Regions from separate parts of the Mus musculus genome. Here region 1 is linked to region 2. The links are chromatin loops, found by intact Hi-C in ENCODE. Cell type or tissue: heart. All regions are shown on one strand. Each heading gives the region's core, and the rest is flanking DNA. Links, peaks and the distances in the headings are about the cores only.

Region 1 (8,333 bases), core at 244-8,243, 48 kb after region 2:
GCATATCTCAGGAGTGCCCTTTCCTGTGATTCTGCTCTTCATCCTTTCTGCATTTGTGTCTGGGGCTGAGCTGATGTGCGGCCAAGGACATCCTTAGTCTCCAGGCCCTACATCTCTGGGTTCCATCCTATCGGAGCTCTGATCATACTGAGGCTGCTACTCTAACCTGGCCCTGCTGCGGCCTGCTGCTGACTTCTGCCCCCAGTGCTACTTCAGGCAGACTCTGCCCAGTGGTGACTGCAGAAGGCCCTTCTCAGACCACATGGGCCTGCACTGTCTCATTCACATAGCAACTTGGGCTGTGAGCACTGACCTTCTGGGAACTACCCTGACACACACACCTTGACGTTGGTTACCTCTGGGTGGGGCTGGTAACATGGTTTTATCAAGGCAAGATTCTTTTCCTTTTTCTGTTTTTGTTTGAGATGGGGGGTGGGGTTTACATTTCATAGTCTTGGCTGTCCAACAGCTTGATATGTAAATCAAGTTGGCCTCAAACTCATAGAAATCTGTCTCCTTCTGTCTCCTAAATGCTGGGATTAAAGGTGTGTGATATTGCACCTAGAGGAGTTTTATTTTAAAATGAATAAAAACAAACCAACCAAACCTATTGGAGACACTGGATAAATGTTGGTGTCTTGGAGTGGCTATGGTGGTCCTACAGGGGCCCTGAACCTTGTTGGCAGCTGATGAGGCAATGAGGGGTGTGTGTGTGTGTGTGTGTGTGTGTGTGTGTGTGTGTGTGTGTGTAAATTAAAGCAGGAATCTCATGGGCTGTGTCTGATACTATTGGCTGGAATCGGGTACAGAATTGCCATTGATAAGATGTGGTCAGGAAGGCAGCAGGCTTAGCTGGGCAGGGTATGGAGACTCAGAAGCTAAGACTACACCTTGGTCACAGAGGTTGGTGAAGCTACACCAGGGCCTATGGCTTCCTCCTCAGCATCCATGATAGCTCCCTATCCCAAGACCATCAGGATATTTGAATACAATCAATCATTTTGCTCAGTCATTTTTGTGAAGATACTGGTGTTTCTAGCCAATAGTATAAACAGAGTAAATAAACCCATTTAGGAGACCAGCCAAGGTGGCTCCCAAGCCCTAGACATGGGTGATGGACAGACACACCTGGGAGATGTCACAGCTAGTTGCATAGCAATGGAGAACTCACACCCAAGACTTCCATTTCTAGGTGGGAAGGGCAGCAGGTAGCTGCCCAGGGTTAAGCTGGGATCTAGTGCTCCAGGGAGTCCTGCCAGGGTTTGTGGGTTATTCCTTGGTGAGCTGGCACTCCACTTCTATGTGAAAGTACAAACAGCCTCCTTGAGACCCATGTGCTCCCTCCCCTCCCTTATACTTCACTCTATTCCCCTTCCTTTCTCTTCCCCTCCCTCCCCTCCCCTCCCCTCTCCTCCCCTCTCCCTCCCCTCTCCTCCCCTCTCCCTCCCCTCCCCTCCCCCTCCCCCTTCCCTCCCTCCTCCCCTCCCCATCTCTTTACTCCTTGCCTACTTCTACCCACTGAGTTTCCTGGATGAAGTTTGTGAATCCCTGGATTGACCCTGGGTTGTAGCCTCTATTCCATCAACTTTTCTTAGCTCATGGTTTACAGTTACTGTTGCTGCCATGGGTCTCACACCTACATTTGAAACTCTAGGTTTAGAGTTGCAGAGCAGATTCTTTGTAAAGGAGCAAAGGATTAGCATGTCCAATGCACGGAGTCCCTGTCCGAGGATACTGCACAGCGGTAGATGCCTCTGGGATCAGACTTGGTTCTCAGCAAATACAGTCAGGACAGCATCTTGGATGAGAGTAGACGAGGAGTCAGCTATGCCCCTGCCCCAACACCAAGACCCTGAGCTCTAGGCTGAAGTCTCATGGCTGAGGGGCCACTGTGGCATCTGGCCAGGTACAATCTGCTCACCGTGGCTGTGTTTTTCCTTCAGGTGACTGAGAAAATGTAACGGAGGACACCTGCCAAGAGTTTGGCGTGGATACCCTGGCCCAGACGGAGCAGCTGCCCCTGGGTGTCTTTCTGGCCATCCAGCCTCACCATGTCAAAGAAGGGTGCAGGCAGCCGGGCCAAGGGGGACAAAGCAGAGACACTCGCTGCATTGCAGGCTGCCAACGAGGAGCTGCGAGCCAAGCTCACAGACATCCAGATCGAGCTGCAGCAGGAGAAGAGCAAGGTGGGCACTGAAGCCTCTACCCCTGGTCCCCAGCTTCTGCCCCAGCCCTGGTCCCCTGCCCTGAGCTCCTGATGCAGGACCCCTGCCCCAGGTTCCCTGCCCCAGTCCCCTCCCACCCCCGTCATAGACTCCCATCCCAGGTTTCTTGCCCTAAGCTCCTTCTCCAAGTCTCTTGCTCAAAGCTCCTGCCCCTGGAGCCAAATGATTCTATATAAAGGAGGATGTGACCAAGTCTCTGCAGAGGTTCCTGCTTCTTTACCCTGGTGGGTATCTCTGGGGAAGAGAATGGCAGGTGGAGAGACTTGGGAGTTCAAAATCCATTGGGAGTGCACATAGGGACTCCCAACCAATGGGACATCCCTCCCACAGAGGGTGTATGCCATGGGTCCTTGGGGGGCCTTGTCAAATAGCACAGTCCTGGGGACAACACTGAGTTTGCCTTGAGGTTTTCCTGGTGGACTTGAACTGAACAGAATAAGTCAGTGTGAGCACATATAAACGCAGGCTCAGCAACTGCTTTGTGAGGCCAGCACTGGCTGTGCATTGAAAAATAAACTAACCTCTGTATGTGTACTGAGAGCCCCTTACTGTGGCAGGACTATATCTGTGACCACACTTGTAGCCCCAGGGAATTTTGCTTGTCCTCCAAAGCATTTTGAAGATAGGATGAGTGGCTTGTTAGGGACCCAGCATTAGCAGTGTCTTCTGTTCTCCACTAACAACAAGCATCTTTTCCATATAAACAATACTATGCCATGGAGATCACCAAGCAGACTATCTCTCTCACATCCTCAGTTACTCCACACCACGCCCATTGCAGCAGTACCACATGTGTTTTATGTGCAGTTTGTTAAAGCACAGCCATCTCACAACACCCTGAGGGTACCTTCGCCTGCTTATAAAAAGCATCTCGGCTGTTTCCAAGCCTCAGCAGCTCTGGGTACTTACAAGATTAACAGCAATAGGAAGGTACCCCTGGCTGTGTGGACACAGAGCCCACTGCAGGGAACAGGTACCTGCAGAAGGAGGTCCCAGAAGCGAGATGTGCTCTGAGTTCTTAAATACTGACTAGTGGGAAGATGTGGCACAGGGACTTGCATCCCTGGCACCTTGTCTGGTTTCTTTTCCAGGTCTCACTTGGGCTTTGCCTCTTTTCCTTTACAACCCACTCACTAAATGAAGATACACACCAGACATAGCCTTCAAGTCTCCCCAAAATGTAGCTTCTCTCAGCAACTAGAAACAAGACTGTAGGAAGCTGTCAGGAATCTGTGTAGTTCTCACAGCCCCTCCTACTTACCACTCAGCTGAGGACGATTTGCCTAAGTCATCATATTCGTTATTTTCCTTGTTGCTGTCACAAATACCCGATAAAAACGACTTGAGGAAAGAAGCACTTATTTTGGCTCTCAGTTTGAAGGCGCAGTCCTTCACGGTGAGGGGAGGCGCGGCGGCAGGAGCTTGAGGCAGCTGCTCCCACTGCATCCGTGGACAGAGGGCAGAGGGATGAGCGCTGGCTTGCAACTCACTTTTTCCTTTTATTCATGTCAGGACTCCAACACAAAATGGTGCCACCCAATTTTAGGATGGATCTTCTGGCCTTATCTAACCCCTTCTAGAAACTCCTTCACAGATACATATGAAGTTTTGTCTCTTACGTGAGTCCAGATCCTGCCATGTCAACAATGTTAACACCACAGTCATGGCCAACTAGGAAGTAAAGCTATGAAACTGAGCATTAAAACCACTAACAATATTCTTAGTCTTTCTGGAGTCCATTTAATGGAGGTGTCAAAATAAGATCATAATTCCAACTACAAGACAAAACTAGTTATAGAACTGGTATCCATGTTTCATTCTCAAGAGATTCTGGATGCTTTTGAAGCTACTAATAGTTAGCCAGGGAACCCTTCCTAGACAGATAAACTTGCCATAGACCTCCAAGTGTGTCTGGAATTGAGATATAGCCCCTTGAGCCACCTGTAATCCTGCTGGGCCTGATGGTCCCCATACTTCACTGGTGGTCAGGGCAGCTAGATCTGTGCTAGGTGTTAGGACAAAGGCAGGACACAAAGTACTACTTCCTGGCAGAGCCTGGCCTTCACCACCCTAAGGGAAGACCCAGATTCAAGCCCACTGACAAAAGGGCACAGCTATAGGTTATGTGAAATCACTTCCCCTGAATAATGCAATCTCAATTTGGACCTAGCAATCAAACCTGCAGCCTCTGAGTATCTCAGTTGTGGTCCTGGCCTAGTGCATGGTCCTGCTGCTCTGCAACAGCAGTTTCTTACTCTGCAATGCCCAGGGCCAAGTGTGGAAGGAAGCCAGCAACTGCAGCAGCTAGAAGCTTAGCACCTCAGACTTGATGAGCGGCTGATTCTTGAGGAATATTGAGTGCATTAAGGCTTGTCAGTGGAGGGCACCAATCAAACACTGTTCTTCTCCAGCTCACACAGTGAAGCTGGGTAGTTCAATGATGGTTGTCTGCTGTCTGCACACTGGAGAAGTCGAGAACCCGTAAGGGTATTAAGCCGGGTGCCTCCCTCAGCAGTTCTAATGCTGCACTGAAAGCCTAAAGTTCCTTGGGATGTCACTGGTATTCAGACTCTGTAGGAAGGTTCAAGTTGCTGGATGCTGAGGATGCAGGGATTGACACGCTCACTCACATCCTCAGACTCACTCAGGCAGGCAGTACCGCTTTGCCCCAGCCCTCTTCGTATTTGGACTATGTGGTGGTTTGAGTAAAGGTGTCCCTCTTAGGCTCATAGATTTAAATGCTTGGTCACCAGGGGGTGGCACGACTTGAAAGGATTAAGAGGCGGGTCCTTGTTGGAGGTAGTGTGTCACTAGAGGTGAGCTTTGAGGTTTCAAGAGCCCAAGATAGGCCCAGTGGCTCTGCTCATCCTGCTGCCTGCAGATGCAGATCATGTAGATCATCTTCTTCAGCATCACATCTGTCTGCATGCCGCCATGCTCCCTGCCCTGTTGACAATGAACTCTGAAACTGTAAGCAAGCCCCAATTAAATGCTTTTCTTTTAGATACGAGTTGCCCTGGTCATGGTGTCTCTTCACACCAATAGAACACTGGCTAAGACAGATTGCTCATTGGGGTGTGCCACATTGTTTGTTTGTTTGTTTGTTTTAAAGGCATAGTCTCATTATATAGACTAGGCTAGTAGCCTGGAATTCACAAAGATCTACCTGCCTCTGCTTTCCAAATGCTGGGATTAAAGGGGTGAGCCACCACACCAGACCACCACTCATTTTTGTTTTTGGGTTTTTTTTGGAGACAGTTTCTCTATGTAACAGCCCTGGCTGTCCTGAAGTTTGCTTTGTAGATCAGGCTGGCTTCAAACTCACAAAGATCTGCCTGCCCCTGCATCCCAAATGTTGGGATTAAAGGCATGTACCAACTCTGCCTGGTTCAATTAGTAGTTTTTAAAATTAAATATTCTAGTGCACTACAGTCCAAAGATAGAGGCATTTGATACTTACATGCTGAGAGATGATGTAGGGACATATTTTCTTAGTTAGGGCTTCCATTGCCGTGAACAGACACTATGACCAAGACAACTTTTATAAAGGACAGCATTTAATTGGGTCTGGCTTACAGGTACAGAGAGGTTCAGTCCATTATCATCAAGGCAGGGGGCATGGCAGCATCCAGGCAGAAATGATGCTGGAGGAGCTGAGAGTTCTACATCTTGTTCCAAAGACAAACAGAAAAAGATTGGCTTCCAGGCATCTAGAAGAAAGGCCTCTCAAAGCCAACCCCCACAGTGAGACACTTCCTCCAGCAAAGCCACACCTCCTAATAGTGGCATTCCCTGGGCCAAGCATATTCAAATCACCACACATAGTAAAAGTCTTTCCCCCCATAATGAAGTCATTATGTGTCTATGCGAGCAGAAACTATGCACAATAAAAACTCTGTAACCCACAATATGTTTGCCTTCCATCTAAGCCCCAGTGTTTTAGGCATCATTGTCTGAGAATGGCTGGTGGACTTAGGAAAAAATCTGCTTCTATTCAGGACACATGCAACTTTCATTTTTTAAAATATTTCCTATAACCTAAGATACAGAGGGTAGATTGCACACTGTCAGATAGTTCAAAACACCAGCAGGATACTGTAGAGGCTGGGGAAGCAGAGGGGAAGTTGGAAGGACAGCAGCCAGTTTGGATCAACTTAGAGTTTGTGTATGCTGGTGAGCATGCCTGTGGGTTTTGGCCTAGTTGGTGAGAGAAGTCTGGGTGAGGAGTTTGTACAGGGGGTCCAGAGCTGTGGTTTGGCAGGTACCTGGGAGACTTGCTGAGATAGCCAAGTAGAGGCTGTTGGCTGGGCAGCTGAGCGTTCTTTGGGGAGCACTGGGCTTGAGTGGATGTGGGAGTCACCAGGTATTGGGGAATTTCAATTTGAGAGTATATAGGAATAAGGAGACCCAGTGCCAAGTATGGAGCCTTCAGACAGTTGGCAGTGAAGGAAGACAAGCAGGAAGGAAGCCCTGTGGCACTGCCTTAGTGCTGGAACTTTCTTCTGGTCTTTGCTATTAAGTTATGTGACTGAGAAACACATAATTTGAGCCTTTCTTTTACTGATTGTGCAGTCATGGCTGATCTGTGATTTTTGTCTGCACAGTCCCAGGTGGCTGTATTTTCACTGCACTTGATGCCAATGTCTTGAACTTAAATAGAGGGAACTTACTAGTGTTTCCCTGGGGGACCATGCCCATACCATTCTGGGTATTAATGGTTCTGCGCTCATGGAGTGGGAAAAATATTCCCATAAGGAGCTTTGAAGGTAGCTGGGGCTTAAAGAATAAGATTCTCCTTATTGCTCATAGTCACGGCTCTTTCCGAATGGAGCAAGCAACCTGGCTTCCTGACCCTGCCAGAGGCCAGCCTTGTGCTGAACATGTATCAGACAAGCCTATACCCTTAGCCATCTGTGCAATCCTCTCTATTCTCCATCACCCGTCTCTCTCTACAGCCCTGATTGCTTTTCTCATTTTTCCCAGTCCTCATAATGAAACAGACTATATATATATATATATACATATACATATACATATACATATACATATACATATATATATATATTAGATACTACATTGTAGCTAGTTTTTTTTTCTTTTAATAAAAAAGTCTCATGTAAAATGGGTGCTTGGTACACATGTATGTCTGTGCATCACGTGCATAATGAGTGCCCTTAGAAGTCCTGGGGCTAGAGGAAGAGATGGATACGAGCTGCCATGTGGGTGCTGGGAATTGAACTTCAGTCCTCTGGAAGAGCAACCTGTGCTCTTAACCGCCGAGTCATTGCTCCAGCCGCATGGCTAGGTTTTGAGGCTGTGACCTTCACACCTTTTGTTTGTTGTCATTAGCGTGACTTAATGTAAGAAATGTGCCTACCTTGTGATCGCAACGCCGCACACACCTAGTCTCAAAGCATTTGTTACCTAAATCCATTGCCCACTAATGGTCTTGACCTGATTCCAGCAAACCAAGCTTACAATGACTCCTAATCCCGCCCAGAAGACAGTGGACAATGACCAGAAGCTCCAGAGAGATTTCTCCAAGGAACACAAATGAAAGCAAGTGTTTATATGACACGTTGTTTTAATATGTCACTATGCTCAAGTTCCCAGGTGGCTGGTTGGGGTTGACACCCTTTGAAACTGCTGAAGACAGTGGAGCGGGTCCCCTGCTCTGCAAGTGACTCCACAGCAGTACCAGGACATGAAAGATGCTGCTGTGGTTTCATTACAGTGCTTCCTGGGGGTGTCTATAGGAGAAGAGTCAGAGATGAGCATAACTATGTAGGACTCTATTCTCAGCTCTGCTAATGAGAGTGGAGCAGTACACAGCCACCTCATTATCCAGGCCTGGGAAACGGCTAAAAAGAGCAGGGTATGCGTACACAGTGCGCTGCTTTAGGGCTCGGGGCCTCACTGGGAAGGAATGGTTGCTGATGAGGAACGGCTTGCTGTATGGTTGCCTAGGAAGCACAGACAGGATGGCTGTACAGATTCCTCTTGAACCTGTTTGTTGAGAAGAACCCTTGCCTGTGCCAAGGTCATGGAGACACTTTGCCATGCCTTCTCCTAAAAGTGCAGTTTTGATTGAGTGTATATGTGCTGTAC
Region 2 (8,333 bases), core at 303-8,302:
TTTCTCTGGGGCACATCTTCATCTGGTGGCACAGGCAGCATCCCTCTGAATGCACTTGTTGTCCTGCTCCCCTCCTGGTCCTCCCACCTGCAGTAGTTTTGTGGAAAGGTCGCTAAAAACAAGTTGGCTGAGGCACACAAAGTAGGGCCAGGGTACAGACAATTCTGCCTGGGAGGTTGGCACAGGCTCAAAGACACATGGCAGCACCCGAGCTCTGCACCTGGTCTGTACCGTGGCCCCAACCCGTACCTCCGGGAGCCAGCCATGAGTTGTCTTCACTGGGACAGACCCTTATTTTGGATATGATTTTCATTTTCAGTCCACTGATCTCACATTGGTATTATCAGTTAGAGACCTGTTACTTGGAGATCCCATCACCCGACACGTGCCTCCCACCCCCGACCCACTTGCAGCTCTGTGTGTGTACATGCGCATGCGCGTGCGTGCGTGCGTGCTGGCTGTGTGATGTAGTCTGCCGGATGGTGGTCTACCTGAGGAGCTCTTCGCTCCAGTACTCACCCTCTCTCTGCATCTATCTATCCTGTCATCCAACCCTCAGAACTCACTCTGTCAGGTGAAGGCCCACCCAGACAGAATACCTATATGTTTTGTGAAGTTTCTTGTTATTCTGTGCTCAGTCTCCCATGTTCTTGGATTAGAGGCACGCACCACAATGTCTGGATGTGACAGTTACCTTTAATTGTCTTTTGGCACAACCTAGACAGAGTCACCTCGGAAAAGAGTCTCACTGAGAGATTGTCTACATGGGGCAGTCTTGTGAGCATTTCTGTGAGGATGTAATAAATTAATGTGAGAAAACCCAGCCCCATGTGGGTGGTACCATTCTCTAGGCAGAGGGACACCCCCAACCCCAAAGTGAAGAAATGGGAGTTGAACACAAGCGAATAAGCAAGTGAGAGCATGCGCTTCTCTCGGCTCTTGACTGCAGATATATGTAACTAGTTGTTTGAAGTTCCTGCCTTGACTTTCCCACAATGATAGACTATAACCTGGAATTGCATGCTGGAATATACTTATTTGTTCCCTGAGTTGCTTTTCGTCTTGGACTTTAATACAGCAGTAGAAATGAAACTAGAACACACGATCACAGGACAAAACAAACAAACAAACAAACAAAGTGAGGGAACAGAGTGCTGAGATACAGGTTTTAGGCAGAGCTCTTGACCCTAGGTTCTATGTCCAGTATCAGAAGGGGAGGGGGCAAAGAGAAGCAGGGAGGACAGAACTCTGAATGTTGGGGTCCGGGATAACATTTGTTTGCTGAAGCCTGAAAAAAACGTTTCTCTCCCTACAGAGCCCTGGAAAGCAGCTTTTGGAGCCGGGAAGCAAAGGGTTAAGGGTTGGGACACCCACGTGCAACTCGCGGGCGCTGCTCATGGCTGCTCACATCCAGCACGCAATGAGGGTGAGTGATTCCTACCACGGATAGTCCCTCGTAGGCGCGTGGCCCTGGGCGACCCGCAGGCACATTTAACCTGGATGGCTTTTAGATCCCCACACAGCACAGCGGGACCCTCTAAACCACCAGGGTCATCTTCGGCAATGTCATTTCTTACTTTAACGGACCCAGGACTTATTTCTTAAAGGAATAAGCGCAACGATCTGGGGAAGCCAAGGGGCGGGCGACGCTGGGCCGGCGCCGGCTGGAGCGCCTGCAGGGGCGGGCCGGGGTTCGGGGCGCTGCCCGTGGTGACGCGCGGCCCCCGCCCGCCGCAGCGCCACTGCGATGGCTGAGCCCGACCGTCGGACGCCGCCGCCCGAAGCCTGATCGAGGGGAACCTTGGTGAGCAGCGGTGCGATCCTCAGGATCCCACGCATCCCACAGTTGACCTGGGAGGGGATGAGGGACGCGCTTTGCAGGGCTCCTTACGCTCCACCCGCTCCTGGCACTGAATATTCAGGGCTGGCGGATGCCCTGCGCTGCGGGCTGTAGGTGGCTTGGGGTGCCGGGGATGACACCGGAATGGAGCAAGGTGGTGACGCCCAGGGTGGCGGAGATAGCACGGGAATAGAAAAGGGTGGCGATGCCCAGGGTGTATGGGGATGGCGCAGGGTAGCGACTCTTGGGGTGGCGCCGGGATGGAGCGGGATGGCACGGGGATGGAGCAGGGTGGCGGGGCTTGCTCGACTCTCCCTGGTGATCCGGGGTCCGGAGGCCTTGCCCGAGTTGGGGTGTTTGCCTCTCTGGGAGATTTCTCGCGTTCCACTGGCAATTTATTTCACTGCACCGGTTTCCCGCGGTGTGCGGGAGCAGGGCCAGCCCAGCGCAGGCCTAGGGAGCTGCCGGTGACGCTGCGCTGGGTGTGGACGCGCAGGTGCGCCGCCGCCGCCGCTGCCGCTGCCGCTGGGGACTCGTCGTCTTCACAGTACCTCCTCCAGGATGGTGCTGCCAGGCCTTTTAGATTTTTAATTTTGGGGCAGATGGTTTAAATTTTTCCCGTGTTCCCGTTTCCGGGATGAACGCACAGCAGTGGGATCTATGCTGAGGATATGCAAGGCCACCGAATTACCATTTACTTGCGTTTGGGAGTTGGTGAGAGGACGCTGGCCTGGGCACTTTTCTTAGGAAAAGGACCTGCCTATCCATTTGACCTTGCCTACTTAAAAAAGAAAATGTTAGGGTTTTTAAAAAGGCAAAAATCAAAAAAACAAAAAAACCAAACCTTCTGCTTCCCAGCTAGATTCAGGCTTCCTCCACAAGATGGTGAAATGTGCAGAGCCCTCTTTGCCGACTGCCTGCAAATACAGCTAAGCCGGCAGTGAAGCCAGTGGTGACTCAGATCTGGGCGCTCTCTGCAGAACAGCAGGACACCAGAAAAGGCTCTGGCCTTGGTTGTGGGGCCCAAACTAGAGAACAGAGTTGCGGGAGTGGGTACTTCCAGCTTGCTCTGTAGGTGGAGTGAAGAAGGCCAGGGTCCTCTTTCCACCAAGGTACCCAATTAATACACCGAGAACAAGGCCCTCTTGGCCCTCTTTTCTCAGGAAGCCAACGTGTGGTTGTGAATTTAAACCCTTAGAGCAATAGCCTGCAGTATTTCACTCTACACTGGTGGGGCTAGGAGTCTGGTTCACCAAGCTTTGAGGCACACCAACACGGAAGACATTAGAGTGTTTTCTGCAGGAAGAGCATTGGCCAAGCCCACACGGTTCCAAGTGGTTTCTGTGCCTGAGGACCTGTGTCCCCTTCCCGGGGGTTGCCCTGGCAGAACCAAGTTGTGTGGCTGTAAGGAAATACCATAACCACTGGTCTAACCTTAGCTTAAAAGAGAATCGTCAGCCATACATAAGCCACCATAGCTTGTTCAAAAAAATTGGTAAGTAAACGGTGTGATTTGGAAAGGAGAAAGTGGATGTTGGCTGAGTCCTGATGGAACAGAGAACCTGTCACTAATGGCCTTTGCTGCCCTGCCTCTCCTGTTTCTCATAAGAATCTCCCACCCACAACCTGACCCTAGTGGCAGCTGATGGCAGTCAGCCAGCCAGTTCAAGGTCTGAGGTTTGGGCACCAAAGTTTGTATTCTTTGTGATTTCAAAATCCAGGAGAATGAAAAAAAAAAGCTATAATAATTCAAAAGGTATTGCTGGATGTGGTGGCTCACACCCCCTGGAGTTTGAGGCAGGAGGATTGCTTTGAGTTCAGGCTGGGCTATATAGTATGTTCTGGACCTACATGGTGTCCAGAATATGATCGTGCCACAATACTAAATATGTCTTGGGCTACAGACTAGGACCTTGTCTTGATAATGAAATCAGTAAAACTTGTTATTACGTGAAGTGAAAAGATAAAAAGGAACTCTGTCATAAGCAGCACTGTAGGCGCCGTCCTGTTTCCCTTACGGGAGGCGGCTTCACATGAATCTTTCGCCATCACCTCGCCTAGGTCTCTAGTGAGAGCAGCATGGCCTTCTCCATCAGAACAACCAGATGGGCTCTTCTTCTATTTTTGCCTTTATTACGGCAGGTGAGAGCACTCTTCAGGATGTCTGTCCTCTTAACAGATTCTAAGTATAATGGCTTCGGTGTGAAACATCTCCCACGGGCTCCTGTGTGAACATCTTGTCCTCAGAGCCCCAGCCGCCATGCCTCCCCCAACCCTCCCCACCCCTTTGCTGTGAAACTGAACTACAATAAAATCACCCCTCCCTTAAGTCCCCCTTGGCTTAGTACTGGGTGGCAGCAATGAGAAAAGCCGCACACAAAGCTCACAATACTTCCAGTGTCAATCATGGACGATTACCAGCTGTAGCCACGGTGTCCCATAGTAGACACCTAGAGCACATGCCTGCTTCTAAAGCCCACCATTGCAATCTGGCTTGACCATGTTGGATCTCTCATGAGTGGCGCCATCTGGCTTTTGTCTGTCTGGGATTGGCTTGTTTGATTTTCCATAATGTCCTTAGCATGGTGCCGTTTCCTTCTTTGTCAAGTACTATCTCACCATGGGCACCCCACACTTTTCAACCCCTTCTTGATGAACATTCCAAGCCCATTCTATGTTTATGCGTTTGCTGTGGGTCATCTACACCAGCATATGTGTGTTCTAGGCAGTCAGCATTTGGTTGGGAAGGAAGTGTGTTCAGGGGCTATGTGTGCTCTGCTGAGCTCGCCCCCTAGTGCAGTTGCCCGTGGGAACCTAGAAAGGTGCTGGGGAAGAGGACAGCACCAAGGGCTGTGTTCCTGGAATTGGTGGCCGAGCTTGGATCCAGGTGTGACAGCCTGGAGTTAGGGTAGGCATGCAGCTAGCTGTAATCATGGACTGGCTAGCTGCTTCCTTTGAGTGTTAAGAATATAGGAGGCTTGGTTGGGGTGTAGCCCACACTGGCCAGCAAGCCTACTATATCCACTGGGTCTCTGCATACCCTGTACTTACTTATACACTGTGGTTAGCGGGTGTCCAGGAATAGATAGAAGTGAACAGAGGCTGTTGCCTGGTGTAGCTGTCTCAGTAAAAGGGTTCAACTGAGCTGCAGAGGGGCTTAAACTGTTCCTGGCAGTAAGTGGAACTCAAGGGCAAGGTCTACTGTGGTGTCCGTAAGGACCTTCCACCTGGTCTGCCCTGTGAGGCCCCAGCTCCCTTTTCATGCTGTGTATCTCTTTCTTCATTCCCCTCCTTAGTGAGCCAGGTTGGATTACCTGTCCCCACTGGGACTGAAGGATCAGGGTGGGGTGGGGGTGGGGCAGGTCTAGCCTGGAGCAGCTGACAACAGCAGTCCTTTAACTAACACTGGAGCCTTGCTGACATTACAGCCATGCTTGCATACTCTGGGTCTCTCTGCAGCTCTGATTCCACACAGCCTGATGTTCAAACTGGGGCAACACAACCCAAAAGGGTGGCTATCTCAATCACCCTTCAGCTATCAGACAAAAGTAGTAGACTGAGCTCTCAGAAAGCCCACATCGGAATCTGCACCCAATAGTGCCATGAAGTCCTTCCTAGTGGCTTACTTGCCTTCTTTCTTCCTTATTTTTCCTTTGTCTATGTATGTGGTGTGTGTGTGTGTGTGTGTGTGTGTGTGTGTGTGTGTGTGTGTGTGTGTACAGGCACATGCATGAGGGTGCCCCCATCATATCACACACATATGGAGGTCAGAGTAAAATATCAATCCTTAACTTCTATCTTGAGACAGGGTCTCTTGTTTCCTACTACACATTCCAGGTTCGCTGTCTCCAGAGCTTCTGGGATTCTTCTGTCTCCAACTCCCCATTTCACAACAGGGTGCTAGGAACACAGACACATTACCCATACCTGGCTTTTTCTCACGGCTCCTGGGGATTCAAACTCAGGTTTTTTAGACTTTCATAGAGTAGTAAAGATCTATTGAATCTCCCCAATCCTTCCTTTTTTCCTTTTATTTCTTTTCCTTTTTTTTATTTCATTTTTTCTTTTGTTGTTTTGAGATAGAGTCTCACTGTGCAACCTGGGCAGCCTTGGGTTGAATTCACTATGTTGTCCAGTCTGGCCTTGAATTTATATGGCAGATCTCCTGTCCCAGCCTTCGGTTTGTCGGGATTACTAGTGTGCGCCATCACACCTATCTTTTTGACAGCTTACTTTCTAACCCCTCTGCTGATGTTTTATGGTCTTGGTATCTCAATTTTGTGTTCTTGCTACACCGAGGCTATCCTAGGTTGGTGTCTTATAGTGGAGAAATGACAGCTGGATTGTGTCGCTCCAGTGCTCGCCTTTGATTGGAGGTTGGCAGGTGCTTGGTCTTTGCCATGTCCAGCAGGCATTGGTAAAACTTGTGCCCTCAGCAGTTCAGGGTGAAATGTTGAAGAATCACTAGGAAGCCTGAGTGAAAGGAGCCCTTCTAGCCATTGCCACCGCCACCACTGTCACCACCACCACTGTCACCACCACCAGGAGCAGCTGAAACTCCAGGGCTGGGGATCCTGTGTGTTCCAAGGCTAAAGATCTTCTGGTTTTTGTTGTTGTTGTTGTTGTTGGTTTGGTTTGGTTTTGTTTTGATTTGTTTTCTGTAGCATTTGGATTAAAACCCCAAGAGGAGTTGGAAGTAAACCGGGAAGCAAACCCAAGAAGAAGTGAGATTCAGGATTCCCCCTCTGCACTCCTGCCTCCTTTTATCCCAGCGTGAGCCCCGAGGGCAGGGACAGGGCAGGGGCTACCCAGGGTAGTAAGGCCTTTCAGGAGTCAGAGGAAGCTGCTGTCTCCCACTCTCCCCAGGGATTCCATTGCAGCACAAGCTTAAAGAGGGGGTGGAGGTGACTTTGTAGGCTGTGTGTGTCTTAACTGTGGCAAAATATGCACATTATAAGATTTGACACCTGGGCCTCTTGAGCAGGGTACAGTTCTGTAGCATTAAGCACATTTACACTTTTATGAAACCATCACGCCCGTCACCCACCTCTAGATCTATTTTTGTCTTGCAAACCTAAGGTTCAGGGGCTGAAGAGACAGCTATGCAGTTAAGAGCCCTTTCTGCTCTTCCAAGTGTTAGAAACAAAGAATAATTCTGATGTCGCACAAAGGAATAAGGTGGTTTCTTTTTGAAAAAAAAAAAAAAAAAAAAAAGGTGTGCCACCACTCAAAAGGGGCCCAGCAAGCACAGCAGGGGAGAAGCAGCAATTGGTTTCTGTTCCAAGGCAGGAGGTAACAGGCGCCTTTGCATAAACAAACGGTCTACCTGGTGGGGGAAGCTTGTAGAATATTGGCCCTTGACAGGCTGGCAACCTCTGATAGAATAAAACCTCATGGATCACAAGGGAGCCTGAGTACAGTTCCCAGCACCCATTTGGGGCATCTTGTAAGTGCCTGTAGCTCCAGCTCCAGAAGATAGGACACTGTCTTCTGTAGAAACCTTCACGTGTAGACACACAAACACACACATTAAGAGGGAGTAGAAATTGTTTGTTTGTTTGTTTGTTTTTTGTTTTTTGTTTTTTGTTTTTTTTGTTTTTTTTGAGACAGGGTTTCTCTGTATAGCCCTGGCTGTCCTGGAATTCACTTTGTACACCAGGCTGGCCTCAAACTCAGAAATCTGCCTGCCTCTGCCTCCCAAGTACTGGGACTAAAGGTGTGTGTCACCTCCGCCCGGCTGTAGAATTTAAAAAAAAAAAAAAAACCTCTGAAACTTCATGGGACCAAAGGCCTCTTCTCCCATTGATGCCATCCTCTGCTACATATATGGCTGGAGCCATGGGTGCCTCCATGTGTACTCCTTGGTTGGTGGTTTAGACCCTGGTAGCTCTTGTTGGTTGATATTGTTGTTCTTCCTATGGTGTTGCAAACCCCTTCAGCTCCTTCAGTCCTTTCTTTGCGGGAGTGGGTGGATAGGTGGGGGCATACCCTCAGAGAAGCAGGAGGAGGGAGGATGGAATAGAGAGTTTCTGGAGAGGGGAGTCAGGAAAGGGGATAACATTTGAAATGTAAATAAATAAAATATCCAATTAAAAAACAAACAAACAACAAAACAAAAAAACAACAAAAAAAAACCTCCGAAAGGTTATCCTCTTTAGACCCCACCCCCCCGTTGACCTCCCAGGCTCCCACCATTTCTGATCTGCCCATTCTGGGTCATCAGGAGTGAAATTGTAGTGTGGACCTTCTTGTGACTGGCTTGTCTCACCAGACATCATCTCTTCAAGGCTCATCCATGCTGCACTGGGAGGTGCTGGCATCCCCCTCTGTCTTCTTGTTAATTAAAAAAATTTTTTTTTATTCATGTGTTTATGTTTCTGGTGTCAGTAGAGCCAGAAGAGGGCATCGGATTCTCTGGAGCTGGGGTTGCAGGCAGTTATGAGCTGCCTGACACGGGTGCTAGGATTTGAACTCATATACTCTGGAAGAACAA

The links. Hi-C counts contacts between places; a loop is a spot of excess contacts. Peaks named below come from ENCODE experiments on the same cell type or tissue, not always from the same donor. Only the 100,000 strongest peaks of a DNase experiment are listed, where the experiment ranks them.
Region 1: it touches region 2 in a loop (5-fold over the local background); 3 of 42 quality-filtered maps call a loop at or near these places.

The regions. Positions count from the first base shown.
Region 1 is chr7:138,987,338-138,995,670 of GRCm38, forward strand. It overlaps Jakmip3 (janus kinase and microtubule interacting protein 3), which reads left to right. Exons shown (of 20, transcript NM_028708.2): 2 at 1,944-2,186. The coding sequence starts at 2,052. Among named protein-coding and RNA genes, the nearest start is that of Jakmip3, 51 kb to the left of the region's middle. In heart, for the core only: no CTCF peak of the experiment used is centred there; no DNase peak of the experiment used is centred there; H3K27me3 peaks cover 426 bases.
Region 2 is chr7:138,938,997-138,947,329 of GRCm38, forward strand. It overlaps Jakmip3 (janus kinase and microtubule interacting protein 3), which reads left to right and starts at 1,734. Exons shown (of 20, transcript NM_028708.2): 1 at 1,734-1,804. In heart, for the core only: no CTCF peak of the experiment used is centred there; no DNase peak of the experiment used is centred there; H3K4me3 peaks cover 1,456 bases; H3K27me3 peaks cover 5,710 bases.